2 separate regions of the Mus musculus genome follow, and region 1 is linked to region 2. The links are chromatin contacts, found by POLR2A ChIA-PET in ENCODE. All regions are on one chromosome and are shown on one strand. Each heading gives the region's core, a stretch centred on a gene start or an enhancer-like site at or near the end of the contact. The rest is flanking DNA. Distances are from core to core; before and after follow the strand shown.

Region 1 (2,700 bases), core at 5-2,504, 92 kb before region 2:
CCTCAGTGTTGAAGATTTGTTTTAATAGGTAAGGAGTACGGAATTGTACATCTTTTGGATAGACAATTCAGGCTGGTCTCAGTACTAACCTGAACCAGAATAGTGACCAGATAGTCACTCCGGAGCCAGTTTCTATCGTCCCCTAAAATCAGCACCTCCAGCAAATATATCTATCCCAATGACCAGGGGCTAAAAAGAGCTAATGCTACAATTCCAAAGCCAGGTTACTTCACGAAGAGGGGCCTGCCAAAGTGCTCCTGCCTCTATCCTTCCATTTAGGCCACAGGAAAGCACTCCACCCCTCACCAAACCAAACTGAGAGTTCTCTTGAACGCACAAGCCATGTAACTATTTAGACTACAGATCAGCTTAGAATCTAGGCCCCGGGGTGACAGAAGATTCTTAAAGCTGAACCCACAACCCAGAGAGGCAATTTTCCGGCTTAGAATCTACCTCAGGATCACAAGGTGAGTCTGATGGCTACTTTAGCTATAGCTTTAAAACTCTAAGAGGGAGCAGCCGGTAACCAGACCACCTAATTTGGTCAGTCCCAACCTAAGTGAGCCCAAGAGGCATCGCTGCCGTTAGTCAGGGGAGAATTCAGCGCGGTGCCACCCTTGCGGTTATCCACTCCTGCCCAAGCCAACCAGAAGAATCGGGCATCACTCTCCAGCCGGAGGGTGGTCTGGCGTGGGGCAGGGAGAAGGACACATAGGTTCCTGGGATGCAAGATCCAGACACCAGAGCCCCCGAGCAGCCGCCACCGCAGAGCATCTGATCTACCCATCTACTCCGCTTCCTCTGCGCTCTGTGTCCTGGGGCTCTAGAAAGCTCATCTCAGCCTTTCTGAGCAGCTATCGACCTCCCCGGCGTCCTTCTCTGGTTCACACATCCCGGGCCCTGCAGCTGAAGGGACAGCGCAGTGACCTCCTTCTCCTCGCCACCGTGGCACGGCAATCAGGTGCTACCAGGACTGGGCTCAGGGAGTGCGCGGCCTCCCGAAAAGACTCTGGGTCCTCGGCGTGCCGGTGTCTCCAACCCCCACCCGGTGTCCCCCCTAACCCGGAGGCGCCCGACTTCCCATCCTGCCTGCGCCCGGTCCGTCCTCACCTGAAGTCCTCCAGCCGGCAGTCGGGCCCACGCAGCCTCACTATCCAGGGCCCCCCCCCCAAGGCAGCGGGCGACACAGCTACTGAGTGGGTGCGTCCCCGCCAACAGCCACGCGCCCCCTCTCTACGTCCGGCCCCCGCCGCATGCGCATGCCCGGCCATATACCCTGCGCGTCACCGCTGGGCCCGCCCCCGCCTGCTGCCCCGCCCCGCTCCCCCGGGCCTGCCACGTGGGACCGCCAGCTAACAGCGTCGTTACCCTGGCCAACCTGGTCCTCCAGCGTTGTGCATCCCCGGCTCGCATCCTAGCTCTCTCTAGCTTCATCCACCCTTCCTTGATGAATTCCATCCTTGACTCACGGAGGCCCTGCAGGCTCCGCTATTCTCTGGAAACCTCCCATCTGTCCTTCCTAGCCCCTTTTGTGGGAAACTCACAGCGTGACCTTCCATCCTGTCGCTCCTGAGGGAGAGTGCCCCTCTCTTGGTAGACATTTGTGGTTTTAACACTGTTGATGAATCTAAGAGACTTTTCTGTTTTCTCCAATTCTAAAATATTCTGTAAGCAGGATGGAGCGCTTCATAAACTGCTTTTTTTTTTTTTTTTTTTGCCTACCCCAGCCAACCAAAAGAATTAAAATAACTTGTAACGATCCAAATAAAAGATCATATTCATTTTTTTTCAGAGTTTCGCACCTCTTTCTCACAGTTAATCAGATTCCTAAGGAGCGAGGTCAAGCCTTAGGTTTTGTTTGTCCTGGGAGGGAGTCTCTTCCGCTGTAGGAAGGGCCTATTGTGTTGGATACTGAGCCTTGTATATGCAAATTTCTTGAGAAAAATAAACCACCCACTAAACTCTTATTGTTCTATTCAGCTGGATATTAGGATTATTTCCTCTATCGCTTAACCAACTGTCACCTGGGGCAGGGAGGGCCCCATGGAAGAACCTCAAGTGGCACTGGAACCAGTGAATGGCGGGGGTTTCTGTTCTAGCACAGGGAGTGTGTCCAGCTGGCTGTGGTATCTCTAGATTTGTTCAATAGAGAGATGGCATCTAAGTGCTGGGGAAAGTTCCCTCAAAAAGGAAGTGATAGGAGTAGAACTCCATGTCCCTAGAACAGGTGGCAGGAAGAACTCAGCTCAATGGCAGCTTGCTCTTGCGGGCTGGCTAGAGCACCAGAGTGTGGGGCTGGGGGTTGGTGAGGTAATAGCCAATCCTGGTGGTGCACACCTATAATCTCAGCTACTCTAGAGCCAGAAGGATCTCAAGTTCAAGGCCAGCTGGGGCAATTTAGTGAGCTCCTTTCTCAAAAGGTAAAAGGGGGATTTTTGGTTCAGTGTATGCTTAGACCGCACCAAAGCCATGAGTTCGAGGCCAGCAACCGGTTCTGGTAATGCTCACCTGTAATTCAGCACTGGAGAAGTGGGGACAAGTATCACAAGTTCAAAGTCAGCCTTGGGCCCCTTAATGAATTTGAGACCATGCCTGAACTACCTGAGACCCTTTCTGTAAATTAATAGTGAATGCTTTGCCTAGTGTATGCAAGGTCTTAAGTTTAAAAGATATAAAACTACTGAGGCCACTCAGACTCTT
Region 2 (2,700 bases), core at 199-2,698:
CCAAAAAGACCCTCTAATGCAAAGTGCCCTGGAGCTAAGCGTGGAGGTGTACATCTTAATCCCAGCACTCAGGACACAGGTCTGAGAGGCAAGCACATCTCTGGGAGTTCTAGGCCAGCAACCTACATAAGTGAGTTCCAGGACATGCAAGGCCATGTAGCGAGGCACTGTCTCAAAAAGAAACATGCCCCTATATAACCCAGGATTGAAGGATGAGAACCACTGGTGAATAAGCTAATAGCGTAAGTTAAAATCTCTAGGCCACACAACCTAATTACGTCCCCAAATTCAGAGCTAACCGGGGTGAGTACTGTTCATTCATTACTTACTCTTCTTTGATCTTCCGACTGATGATATTTGGGGTGAAGGTTTTCTGAAAAGTAAAACACAGTACTGTATTTTCGATGTGCTCAACTGACCAACAGTCCTGGGATGGCTTAGAGAGACAGGTAGACTATCACCAGTAGCCCCCAAGGCAAAGCTAAAATGCTTTATCCTGTGTTTGCTATTCCTTTTCAGAGCTACTCGGTACAGTTACATCTACTGTTACACACATAACAGGAGGGGACAAAGAGCAGTTACCGGCATGCCTAAGATTCATCACTTACTAGATTATTAGTTTTCAATACTGACATCCACAGAGTTATGAACACTCGAAATTGCAAGTAAAGCAATTTTGTCTGGCTTTCAAGGGATTTTGTAAGGAGCCCAGAACATAATAAGCACTTCCGGATGTCTTGAATCAACTAGATTCACTGTCTTTTAATTGCCTAGGAGACCCTGTCAGTGTCCTGTACCAGCACCTAGGTTTGCAGGTCTCTCTAAAGGCTGACATCCCACCAGGGGCCCAAGGCAGCACATGAATGAACATCACGAGTCGCCTCCCTACGGCCTGGGTGGGTTTCTATACAAACGCGCTCGCAGGTACCTTCTTGACTCCGCCAAGGGTGAGGTCCCGGGAGCGGATGGAGGGAAGGCGACCGGGCGTAAGCGGGGGTGCGGGCCGCCGGCCGATCAGCCCCCGGCCCCCAGAGAGAAGGGGTCGCGGCCCTCCAGGATTGCTGGGCTCGCCCGCCGCGTTTCCTTCCGACATGGTTCCTAGAAGAAAGTAGGCAACAAAGTGACTCCAAGGGCTGGACGCGAGGACCCTGGGCGGAACCGCACCCACGTGGCCTCCCGCCCCCCGCCCGTGCGTCGCTCTCGCTGCAGCTCAGCTCCTCCCCGTCCCACGTGGCGAGGCTTCCCGGAGCGCCCCACCCCTAGCTTTGGACTCCGTCACCTGCCCTTTCCCTGGGGACTTCGTGACGCACCTGCGTGGAGGCTCTGCGCCGAGTATCACAACCTCACCTCCGACTAGAGCAACCACGGGCCGCGGGTCTCCGGGCAAGGCGGAAGTCTGCGTGGCAAGGACCGGGCGCTGCCATCTTACCCTGGGGCGGAAGTGACATCAAGGGGGCGTGACCTGACCATAGTATTTATCCGACGGTGCCTCGCCGCCCTCCGCCTTCTCTTCCCGGTTCTTCCCGGAGTCGGGAAAAGCTGGGTTGAGAGGGCGAAAAAGGATGTGGGAGGTGGACTGTAAGCTGTGCCGGGGTGTGACTCGTGGGGGCGTGTCTCGGCCCCTGGCAGGGAGTAGAGGTGCGGTCCTCGGGGTCGGAGGTGGAGGGGCTCCAAGGTCGCCTACCTGCTGTATGTGGAGTCCACACTGCGCAGCCTCTGGGAGCAGTGGGGTCGCCGCTCGGGATGGGGCTCCGGACATAGGGAGCTTAGAGCCCTCAGGCCGTGGCTGGCTGCAGCCTCCCTGCGTTGACCTTGGCGTGGTCATTGCACCTTCGGGCTCGACCCTTTGCTCGCGTGCGCCTTCCCTTGCCGGTCCCTGGGGTCTTGGGGTGTCACCCTTAACGCAGTTTGGACAGAGCAGCCAATAGCTCTTCTCATCTACCTGGGCCCATGACTGCTTAGTCAAATCTGGGAAGCCTTTGGAACTGAAGTTTGCTCTTCAACTGGAAGGGTTTTTGTTTTTTGATTTTTGGTTGGGAGGTGTGGGTATTTTTAAGACAACCCTGCTCTGTAACCCTATCTAGTCTGGAACTTAAGTAGACCAGGCTGGCCTCGAATTTGCAGCAGTCCAGTCTCTTCACTCATCCCTCAGTTGTAGGGATTACAGATGTACACCACCAATCCCAGCTGAAAAATTTTTTTATTGTAATGTGTGGTTGCAATCTAATCTGGGGGGGGGGGAGTCATTTAATGTTACACTACAGCGACCCCAATACAAATAAAAAGGTTATGTAATTCTAGGGAAGGAACCTATTTCTGCTGGAATTCCATAGGCTGCTAGCATTAAAATATTTTTGATGTACTGTAATATTGTGCCACACAATAGTGTATTCTTTGTCGGAGACAAATGACCAATGGGAGGATATATATGTGCATATTTATATGTATATATCGTAACTTGTTTCCTTAATGGGGCACTTACTTTAAATAGGTATGTTGTTAGAAATAGCTAGTGTACATTTGATACATCCAACTTTTTTGCTTTCTTGTAGATTATATCCCTAGGAAAGAGTTTCAGAAAATGTACATATTAAAAGTATACTTTGCTGGGCAGTGGTGGCACACGCCTTTAATCCCAGCACTTGGGAGGCAGAGGCAGGTGGATTTCTGAGTTTGAGGCCAGCCTGGTCTACAGAATGA

What was found. ChIA-PET counts read pairs that join two places held with the same protein, here RNA polymerase II (POLR2A).
Region 1: POLR2A ChIA-PET joins it to region 2 with 15 read pairs in Patski. The contact joins the promoter of Slc39a14 here to the promoter of Polr3d in region 2. POLR2A ChIA-PET finds 5 or more read pairs at or near these places in 4 of 5 experiments (Patski and embryonic stem cell).

Annotation. Positions count from the first base shown.
Region 1 is chr14:70,350,170-70,352,869 of GRCm38, forward strand. Slc39a14 (solute carrier family 39 (zinc transporter), member 14) reads right to left here and starts at 1,255. Exons shown (of 10, transcript NM_144808.4): 1 at 1,111-1,255.
Region 2 is chr14:70,442,023-70,444,722 of GRCm38, forward strand. Polr3d (polymerase (RNA) III (DNA directed) polypeptide D) reads right to left here and starts at 1,449. Exons shown (of 9, transcript NM_025945.3): 1 at 1,311-1,449; 2 at 929-1,098; 3 at 330-373. The coding sequence starts at 1,093. It overlaps Mir320 (microRNA 320), which reads left to right and starts at 1,488; the gene lies at 1,488-1,569.